Regions from separate parts of the Homo sapiens genome. Here regions 1 and 3 are each linked to region 2. Evidence: chromatin contacts called from ENCODE Hi-C or POLR2A ChIA-PET data. All regions are on one chromosome and are shown on one strand. The core of a region is the stretch at or near the end of the contact, and the rest is flanking DNA. Distances in the headings are between cores, read along the strand shown.

Evidence for each region. Hi-C counts contacts between places; a loop is a spot of excess contacts on that map. ChIA-PET counts read pairs that join two places held with the same protein, here RNA polymerase II (POLR2A). Pooled maps may share reads with other maps.
Region 1: a loop to region 2 is called in a pooled map, with 2.5 times the contacts of the local background. The contact joins the enhancer-like site here to the promoter of KDSR-DT in region 2. A Hi-C loop is called at or near these places in 3 of 168 maps with a recorded cell type or tissue (A673, PC-9 and chondrocyte), 1 of 37 single-sample maps with no recorded cell type and 4 of 50 pooled maps. POLR2A ChIA-PET finds 5 or more read pairs at or near these places in 1 of 52 experiments (WTC11).
Region 3: a loop to region 2 is called in a pooled map, with 4 times the contacts of the local background. The contact joins the enhancer-like site here to the promoter of KDSR-DT in region 2. A Hi-C loop is called at or near these places in 1 of 37 single-sample maps with no recorded cell type and 7 of 50 pooled maps. POLR2A ChIA-PET finds 5 or more read pairs at or near these places in 3 of 52 experiments (H1, activated naive CD8-positive, alpha-beta T cell and naive thymus-derived CD4-positive, alpha-beta T cell).

What each region holds. Positions count from the first base shown.
Region 1 is chr18:63,829,394-63,832,546 of GRCh38, reverse strand. No RefSeq gene overlaps it. Among named protein-coding and RNA genes, the nearest start is that of SERPINB7, 56 kb to the right of the region's middle. Within about 2 kb of position 1,291, at least 3 of the 41 ENCODE cell types and tissues checked have a DNase peak (open chromatin) inside an H3K27ac peak, as active enhancers do.
Region 2 is chr18:63,365,808-63,368,968 of GRCh38, reverse strand. It overlaps KDSR-DT (KDSR divergent transcript), which reads right to left and starts at 1,645. Exons shown (of 2, transcript NR_186602.1): 1 at 1,110-1,645. KDSR (3-ketodihydrosphingosine reductase) reads left to right here and starts at 1,763. Exons shown (of 10, transcript NM_002035.4): 1 at 1,763-1,958. The coding sequence starts at 1,851. LOC124904317 (a long non-coding RNA gene) reads left to right here and starts at 1,969. Exons shown (of 2, transcript XR_007066400.1): 1 at 1,969-2,719. RefSeq lists silencers at 1,391-1,440, 1,551-2,000, 2,071-2,130, 2,481-2,530 and enhancers at 1,392-2,339, 2,379-2,673.
Region 3 is chr18:63,097,319-63,100,460 of GRCh38, reverse strand. No RefSeq gene overlaps it. Among named protein-coding and RNA genes, the nearest start is that of BCL2, 220 kb to the left of the region's middle. RefSeq lists enhancers at 1,384-1,443, 1,474-1,543, 1,574-1,703. Within about 2 kb of position 1,725, at least 5 of the 41 ENCODE cell types and tissues checked have a DNase peak (open chromatin) inside an H3K27ac peak, as active enhancers do.

The DNA.
Region 1 (3,153 bases), core at 42-2,541, 460 kb before region 2:
CCTTTAGGATCATTGTATCAAACTGTACTCACACTTGAGGATTTACCTACTTTTCAGAGATCTTAACATTGCTCTAAAGTGTTCCATTTTCATGACTCAACCCAAGGATATTTAAGTACACCCAGAGTGTTGAGAATATAATTATGTAGGTAGTATGAGTTTGTGGCAAAATTGTGCTCAGATTCCAATTCTGCCACCAACAAATTTAGTGTTCCTATAATAACCATGGGAAAGAAGCCTTCAATAGTAATAATCTAACATTAATAATCATTAATTACCAATAATAACTCAAATATCACTTTGTAAAAGAGGTTTTCCCTGATCGTCCTGTGTAAAATAGATGCTTTCCAACCCTGTCACTATCCCATGTCCATCTTTTATTTTCATAGCATCTAGCGATGATATTATTTCTACATTTGTTTATTTGCTCATATATAAATGTGTTTATTTACATATAAGAGCTGAGATTTTGATTTTTCAGCCATGGTCTTAGTGACTCTGGGCAGATGTTTTAACACCAAGTCTAGAGTGGGCTGAGAAGCCAGAAACAGGCCTCTAAGATGTCACAGACACTAACTTGCTATGAAAACTTGAGCAAATCATAGAGTTGCCAGGTCTGCAGGTTTCTTTCTCTGCCAAATGAGCTAGCAGTGCCGGCCCAGCCTGCCTCGCAGGATCAGCGAGGATCTTGCCACCAAAGATGGAGACAGGGTGGAGGGGAGAATGAGATGTTCCCAGCAGGAGAGAAACAGGTGTGAGCAATGCAGAACCCAGGAGAAGCACAAAAAGCGGAATAAATGAAAGGAAGGCAGGGATTTAAAGAAAGCTGCTGAGGAATGGTGAGGTTGGTCTAGATCACCACTTCCCAATGCAAGAACACACAATGTGGCACAGCTGGGGCTACATGAGACTCAGGAAAGTGTCAGAGAAGCAAGAAAGGAGCAAAGATGAGCATTGCATCTGCATGTTGCAGCCTTGAGTGTTGATGGAAATAGATTCAGTTGGTTGGCAACAGGTCCGAAGGAGATGCCAATACGTAACATGTCAAAAATGCATGTAGAACAACAACAAAAACCTGTGAGGACCAAAAGAGAAAAGCACATGACTATGTTTTGAACACCTAAACTTTAAAAAGTACAAGCAACAAATTCTAATATGTGGGCATTTACTTTATTTGGGGGTTCTGCTTATTTTTGTAAATGGACAGGACACCACAGGAAGTAGGAGTGTATGCGGTTACTTTAACCTCAAGCTTTCTGCATGTGTCATTCTCAAGCACAGAGCCTTTCTCTTGTAACTACAGCTGCGGAGGCTCAGTGGTTTATCTGTTCCAAGTGGATGTCTTTGCTGGGTAGGACAATGACCACACTCAGGTGATCCTCCACGTTGGGCATCTCAAGCACTTGTAAAGGAGGGTCCTTAATGGAGCCTCCTTTTAAAGCTAAATGGAGCATGTATCATCTCCACAGGTCTGCTCTGAGACTACAAAAGTAAAAACAGTGAAATAATAAAGCCAATCTCTTTCTTTTGCTATTTAGGACATAGAAAATTTATGTTTATTTTCATCCTCCAAAATTGCCTACAGTTGGTGGCAAAAGAAAACCATCCATCCGTCTTTAGAAATACCTACGATTGAACGTTATTTTGATGACATAAAGAGGGGAGGAACCTAAACAAAGCTGCTACTAAAGTCCAAAGTATTCAAGTTCCCCAATATATTAATTTCATTCAGGTGTACTTTTTTGACTTCCAGATGCAGTTAATTCACTTCAAAGGGCTGGGAAATACCCACACCATAAGATCTTACCAGGATAACCATTTTTAAAGGACAAATAGGTCCTTTCAAGAGCATAATTTAGAAGTCTCTCCAGCTCGAGTAAAATCTGACTAATCTTAACTAGTCAGCAGCATTGAGCTGATTCTGATAATTTCTGGAGTTACAAAATAGCTAAGAATGTGACAAAGCACTAGGTGAGCTCTCATAATTGGACTACTTTAAGGAAATTTTGTTATGACCATAATGATACTTTATGTTTTTATCTTTGAAATGCTAGTTAACAGGTATATACACCTGCATTGTGTATATAAGCCAAATGGATGAGATTTTTCTGTGAAATAAAATATTCTGTTTTGTTAGCTGCTTTCTCTAGCAAATCTATTTGCTGTGGGGTATGCTTACCCCTTTGAGCATCTCTTTATGAATCCTGCTAAAATAGCCCATTTTCTACATACTGTGATTCCCCAACCGGGCTGATCCTTGGAAGGACCTAAGGGGCTCTTTGAAAATATGTATACTCAAGTTCATCATGCAAATCAGAGTCCCCAGGAAGGTGGCCCTAGAATCTGTATTTTCAAAAATCACAGCCATAACATCTATATAATTTATTGTTCATTTTATAACCTCAAAATGTGAATGTGATGGTAATATTCTTTGTAAGGGCATTACTACATACTTCCAGATATGACTAATGTGTTTGGCTAGAGGTTTATGTTTCTCCTTAATTTACTACTTATTTTATATGAAAAGTATTTATTCAGAAATAGAAAGTCTATTCTTACAGTTGACAAGAACAAATTTTAAATTTACTTGTAATTTCAAGCATTCCTTGGTGGGCTGGAATAAATGCATTTGATAGCACAGTGGCTTAGTTATTATATACAGATCAATTCTTTCTTGTTAAATAACATGTCTTATTTTGGTTGTGGCCTGATATTTGGGACATTTTTGACACTTAGAAAAGTTGGGAAGGCTGAGGGTGCTAAGTAGAAGGGCAGTAAGCCTAGAACCTTCCACCTTGACTGTGCATTTTGTTCACCAGTTCAGCTTGGCTTTGTAGGGAGATCAAACTCATTTTAGAAGTGACCTGCCTGGTGCAGCAAACCACCATGGCACATGTATACCTAGGTAGCAAACCTGCACATTCTGCACATGTATCCCAGAACTTAAAGTATAATTTTAAAAGAAGTGATTTGCCTGTTAGTTCCTCAGTTGTCTCTTGCTGTTATTTTCTATTGCCTGACCTTATTTCCAGTTAGCAAGAGGTAAGTGGCTTGATAATAGTTTAAGTGGTCTTAACCAAGACTTATTTTAAATACTTTCAAAGTCTATATTTCATAGCATTTTTCAATTGTACAACTGCATTGCTAAAATAG
Region 2 (3,161 bases), core at 396-2,895:
ACACCAACTAAAAAAGCTATAATCAGAAAGACGGATGATAACAACTGTTAGTGAAGATGTAGAGAAATTGGAACCCACATACACTGCTGGTGGGAACACAAAATGTTGTACTCACTTTGGAAAACTTCTGGCAATTCCTCAAATAGTTAAACATAGAGTTGCCGTAAGATGTAGCAACTCCCCTACTAGGCATGTACCCAAGAGAAATGAAACATAATGCCCACACAAAAACCGGTAAATGAATATTTACAGTTAGCATAATTCTAATAGTCAAAAAGTGGAAACAACCTAAATATTCCTCAATTGATGAATGGAAAATTAAAATGTCGTATAGTCATACAATGGGATATTATTTGGCAATAAAAATAAATGAAGTATTAACATGTAGTACTTCATATCATGGATGAACCTTGAAAACATTACAGTAAGTGAAAGATAGGATGAAAAAGGCTACATATTATATGATTCCATTTATGTGAAATATCCCGAATAGGCAAGATTATAGAGACAGAAACATGAGGGATTGCTTAGGCTTGGGCGGGGCTTGGGAGGAAATGGGTCGTGACTGCCAATGAGTATAGGATTTTGGGGGGTTGTGACAAAAATGTTCTAAAATTTATGGTAGTGATGGGTCTACAACTGTGACTATATTAAAGACAATTTATTATAAGCTTTATTTATTTATTTATTTTTGAGACGGAGTCTTGATCTGTCACCCAGGCTGGAGTGCAGTGGCGCGATCTCACCGCAATCTCTGCCTCCCGGGTTCAAGCGATTCTCCTGCCTCAGCCTCCAGGGTAGCTGGGATTACAAGCATACGCCACCATGCCCGGGTGATTTTTTGTATTTTTAGTAGAGACGGGGGTTTCACCATCATGGCCAGGCTGGTCTCGAACTCCAGACCTGAAGAGATCCGCCCGCCTCAGCCTCCCAAAGGTCGGGGATTACAGGCGCGAGCTACCTCGCCCGGCCTATTACGCACGTTAAATCGGGAATTGTATGGTATAGTACGTGAATGAGACCTTAATAAAGCTGAGTTGTTTGCGTTATTTATTTGTTTTGAACCTGCTTGGTAAAGATGAACTCTGAACTCAATGAAATTGAATTACCTTAGTGATTCCTCAAAACTCCCTGTTAAGGCTTTCCGGTCCTCTGAAAAGCGAAAGTGGGCCGTGACCATCTTCTAAAAACGCCAAAAAATATGGAATGGAGCCCGGGATTTCAGAGCGTAGTCGCTGGGCTCCCAGGCTGAGCCCGCTCCGGGAGCCTCCAGCCGCCCTTTCCGATGCTCCGGGGCCTCCGAGCAACCCAGCGGGCAGTCCCAAGCCGAGGGCTGAACTCCAGGGAGGAGCGCTCGTCACGCCCACACTGGAGGCCGTGGCAGGCCTGGAAACCCGCCCTGCGGGGTCCTAAGAAGCCATTCGAGCTCCCGAAGAGCGAGTCTTCGCAGCCCTTCCCGGCGCGCTCGCATCTGGCGCTGTCCGGAGCCCGCTCGCGACGCACAGGGACGGGAGGCCCGGTTTCCACGGGAGAGGCTGCGGACTGCGGGCCCCGTCCCGAGGCCGGGGGAGTGGGAGACACCCGGCGACCCCCGAGAGGCGATTCTGGCAGTGGTGGCGGTGGCGGTGGCGGTGGCGGCCTACTCGCCCCCTGGAAGCACCGCCCCGCCTGGGTGGCGCGCGCGCCGGCTCCTCCTCTTCCCCTCCGCCGCGGCCCGCCCCGGCCCGCAAACCCAAACACTCCAGGCGCCCGCCCGCCGCGCGTGATTCTCGCCTCGCCGCAGCCCAGCCCTGCGCGCCTTGCCCGGCGGCCCCCGCCCGGCCGCTCCGGGCCCCTGGCCCCGCGGAGCGATGCTGCTGCTGGCTGCCGCCTTCCTCGTGGCCTTCGTGCTGCTGCTGTACATGGTGTCTCCGCTCATCAGCCCCAAGCCCCTCGCCCTGCCCGGGGCGCATGTGGTGGTGAGTGGCCTCCTGTTGCTGCCCCCCGACTTACCGGCCCGCGCGGCCTTTCCGCCGCCGAGGCCGCGTAGCCTACGTCCCTTTTTCCAGGCCGCGGTCCCCAGGAAGGCATGGCCAAATGGGGAAGGTCACCTGCCGCCGTCCACCCCGGCGCTTTTCCCCCGGCCCCGGCACCCGGCCTCGCGGACCCGCCCTCCGCAGCCTCGGGCTCCTCCTAGGGCCGGAGAGCGTGCGACGGGGGACCCCGCCGGCCGCAGGGTTCCCGGGGCCCCAGGGGTTCTGTGGCTGCTCGTGAATCCATGCAACATCCCTGGGATGTGGATGTTTTGTCCTCAGTTTTTCCGATGAGTCAACTGAGGCACAGAGAGGCTGAGAAACTTTGCCAAGGACACAGCGGTCGGTGGTGTGCAGGGTGCGGCGCGCGGCCCCGGGCGGGGGCAGACAGCGGGGAAGTGGGGTCCCAGCCGCCGGGACCCGCCGAGGCAGCTCGGAACTGGAAGATGGCCTGTGCGAGTGACGGGAAGAGCCGCTGCCAGAGGATTCCAGGAAGTGACTCACCTGGGGAAACTGCTCAGAACCCAGCGGGCTGGCGGTGGTGGCTTAGCGGTATTGGGACGCCTGTCCCGTCTACACTGCTTGTCTCTGAGCTCAGCGTGGCATCTGCTGATTGCTGCTCCAATGCAATCCTTTGCTGTTTTCTAGTGGGAAGGATGAGCTAAACGACAAGGCTTGTGTGCGAGGAATGAAGGAGAGGTGGATAGGTGTGATTTATTTCTTGGCGGAAGCTCGCATATTCAGCGATCCCTGTTCTGCAAATGTGGCACCTTTCTTAAACAGAGAGAATGCCTCCTTGCCTGCGCCCAGCACTTTCCCGTTTGCAGTGGCTTTCTCACGAGCATTCTCGTTTGGATCTCCCAAACCCGAGGCACAGTGAGGCGAGGAGTTAGGAGTAAGGAGGGTTGGTTACAAAATTGGCCGCACACCTCTTCCTGTCCTATCTCTGCACCGGAGATCCGAGCCTCCCCGCTGAGCTGGTATAAAATAAGATGGTCGTTTTTCTTAGTATGCTTTAAATCTGTACAAGGGTTTGTGAATGAGAAAATGTATCTGTTTAATTTCTCCTTTGTAAAGCTATTAGCTTTTTCCAACACCTCCTGTTCCTAATGGGGAAAGAGTGTGGATTCATTACAAAAAATAAATAAG
Region 3 (3,142 bases), core at 476-2,975, 270 kb after region 2:
CCACCCCACCCCCAAAAAGCCAAAACCTAATTCAGACCAACCTGAAAACTAAAAATAAGAGATGGAGAGGAGGTGGAGAAGACAGCCATCCAGGAAATTCGTTTCTGACCATAGGGACTGAAAAAGACTTGCCTCTGCCCTCAGTTGGCAGAGTGGTTTGTTGTGCAACCTGTGAGACTCTGCCCAGTACCTCTTATCTGGGCTGTCAGTTAAACTGACACGGCTGACTCTCCCCACAACGGAGCTGTAATTAGCTCAGATGCCGGGCTGGGACAGGCCTGGGATGGGGCACTTCCAGGTGCTGGTGATAGACAGGGGCCCACTCCAGCAGTAGTTCTGTTGGCGCTGTGCTCCTTCCCCACCCAGGCTAAGGGTTTGCGCTGCTCCTCTGGAGGCCATGGGACTGGCTGTGCACCTGCAGGCCCATGGTGCAGAGCTACAGGGCACCACAAGCTGTCCACATGCCCACGTTAGAGTTTCACTCAGCCCTTGGCCTCCCAGGGAGAATCAGAGCTGAGTTAATAAGTGAAGCATTTACAGGCCACCTCATACTCTTGAAAGATAAGGAGAGCCCTCAACCTTGTGATAGATAAGCATTGTTCAAGAGCAGAAGTCTCCAGGGAAGACGTCTTGGAAAATCCATGTTTTCTATGGTCAGGGCTACCTTAGCCTCCCAGACCCTCCCAGAAGGAAGTAGAGATAGAGGGCCATGTGTCTGCTGGCCTGGTCTGCCCACTGCACATCGTGGGGCTGTGGGTGATACACTCGGGACACGCTGCACAGCCCGGTCCTGAGCCCTTCCCTGGACTCTGACGGCCCAGGTCTGGCTCTGCCCACAGCCCTGCTTTAGGCCGTGGCTCTTGCATACTTTGGCCTCCTGTGAACATTTAAAAGATGGTGGTGTCTGCCCTCATGCATCTAAATAATAAAAACGTTTCCAAACCACAAGTTTTAAAATCCCACAAAGCTCTGATTTTCTCATGATGACTGGCTGCTGCTGCTGCTTCCGACTTTCCTTCTGCCCTCCTTCACCTCCTCTTTTTCTTCTTCAAGTGTCGAATTCTTTCAAATGTTTGTTTTATTTCATAACCCTGCTTGCTGATGCCCTGAGCGTGGGCTTGCTCTGTTGTTTGGTAGCCCAGTGCGGGCCGTAACCTTGCTCTTAGCAAACAGCTTCCAGCTGGGAGATGTGCCCCTTGGTCACCAGGACCAAACCCAGTTACTAGTTCTGTTGATGCCAACAAGTCTTTCAATTACAGCGATGGGTACAACTGGTCTGCTTAGAATGAACTTGAGCCTGGAGCCCAGAGACCCAGGTGCCAGTCCAGGCTCTGCCTGCAACTGACCAGCCCTCTCTGGACTCAGTTTCCTCATCTGTAAAGTTACTAGAAGGCCACCGTGGTCGTTTCCAGCTTCTGCAGGCCACACCCTTGCTGTCATGGGATTCAGGCCAGGCCTGGACAGCCTGAGACACCTCTGTCCTTACTGCTTCTGGCTTAGTCCTCATCCCAGAGAAGGCTGTGGGTCAAGACAGTGCCAGGAGGTTGGGCAGCCGTCCACTCCCAAACCCAACCAGGGATTGGGATCAAGCAGGGAGCGGGGTACACTCAATGCCCACACCTGATGTGCTAACCACTGGGTGAATTATTTTCACTTCTGTGAACAAGGCCTCTGCTATCGCTTCACCAAGAAGCCGGCCACATCTGAAAACCACCGGTGTTGCGAGTTGTCTTATGGAAAGTGGAAACAGGCAGGATGTGGTTTGAACTGACAAAACACCAAGGCAGCCCATTCCTCAGGAGGGGCTTTAAACAATGGCATGGAGAATGGGGGAGGAGATCATGTCTTCTGACTTGGAGCCAACTGGCCATTAAGGCTGGGCCGGCAAACGAGCTACTTAGGACCAAGATGGTAAAACAACAACAACAACAACAAAACACACGCACAACAACCGAGAAACAAAAACAAATCAACAGTAGTATTCCTCCTTTCAGTAGTAAAACTCTGCATCTATACAGCAACTCCCACACTGAAGATGCTTTCACACTCACTAGGTGCTTGCTCTTGATGACCTGCAGAGACAGGCGGAGCTGTGTTAATATTCCTGTTTTGGGGATAAGAATCCTGAAATAGGATGACGGCTGTGAAGACAGGAAGTGTCAAAGTGGTCCCAAAAGCCAGGACTCCTGAAGCCTGACCCCAATTCAGCATCTAGTTCTCCTGGCCCTGTGTAAACACAGCCCCATTCGAGAAAGGCAGCACTTCCTGTGACACCACAGCACACACCCCCGCCTTGGGTTGGGGGTGCATCCCCCCAAATGGATGCTGCGTGAAGGCAGAGGGCTTGAGGGCTTTACCACATACTCCCTGTGCCTCACACCTCGCTGCCCATTGAGACACTCCACAAAGTCTGATAAATGAACAATTAATTATAAATAATGAAAACACCGAGAGGCCACTCATCTCCAAAGATTTAGGTACAGAATTTGCCCAGCTGTGATAGGATCTTATGCGGAAAAGGTTTCTGTCTTGCCTCCTAAGCCAGTTGGATGAAAAGTCTTTTCCTTGGCTTTCCTGGAAAGGAGAAACATTAATGTGAAAAGACAGGAGTGAAATGAGTTCCTGGAAATTGACAGTGGTCCATTTCTCTGCACCTTAGAATTTGCTGCGCTTGACTCCCTTACGTGCTGGTACCACTCCTGTGAGATAACAGTTTCCCTGTGTTCCATCTGCAAGGACCTTCCTTGGTGTGTTGGTTGACATTTGATGGCTTTGCTGAGAGGTATTGTTTTGAAGAAGGTAACAATCCTAGCGCTCTTGTTGACTGGCTGGCTTAGCCACATTTGGGGTGGTTGTTCTTCTGAATGACTGTGGGGTAAGGGACACAGTGTCTCAGAGTCTCAGTTTCCTCATGTCTAAAATCGGGGCGATGATAAAAGTGTCCATAGCGTGGGTTAGGGTTAGGTCGTAAGGATGGAGTGACGTCATGGCGGGGCCGCTGGGAACAGTGCCTGGCATAGAGCAAGCGCCCAATAAATAGCAGCTATTGTTACTCTTGCAGGGTTCTTTAAGCAGCATAATAGTCTTTAAATCATAAAATCTCAGCCTGCGTTTTTTTTCCTCATAGACATTATCCAGAGCA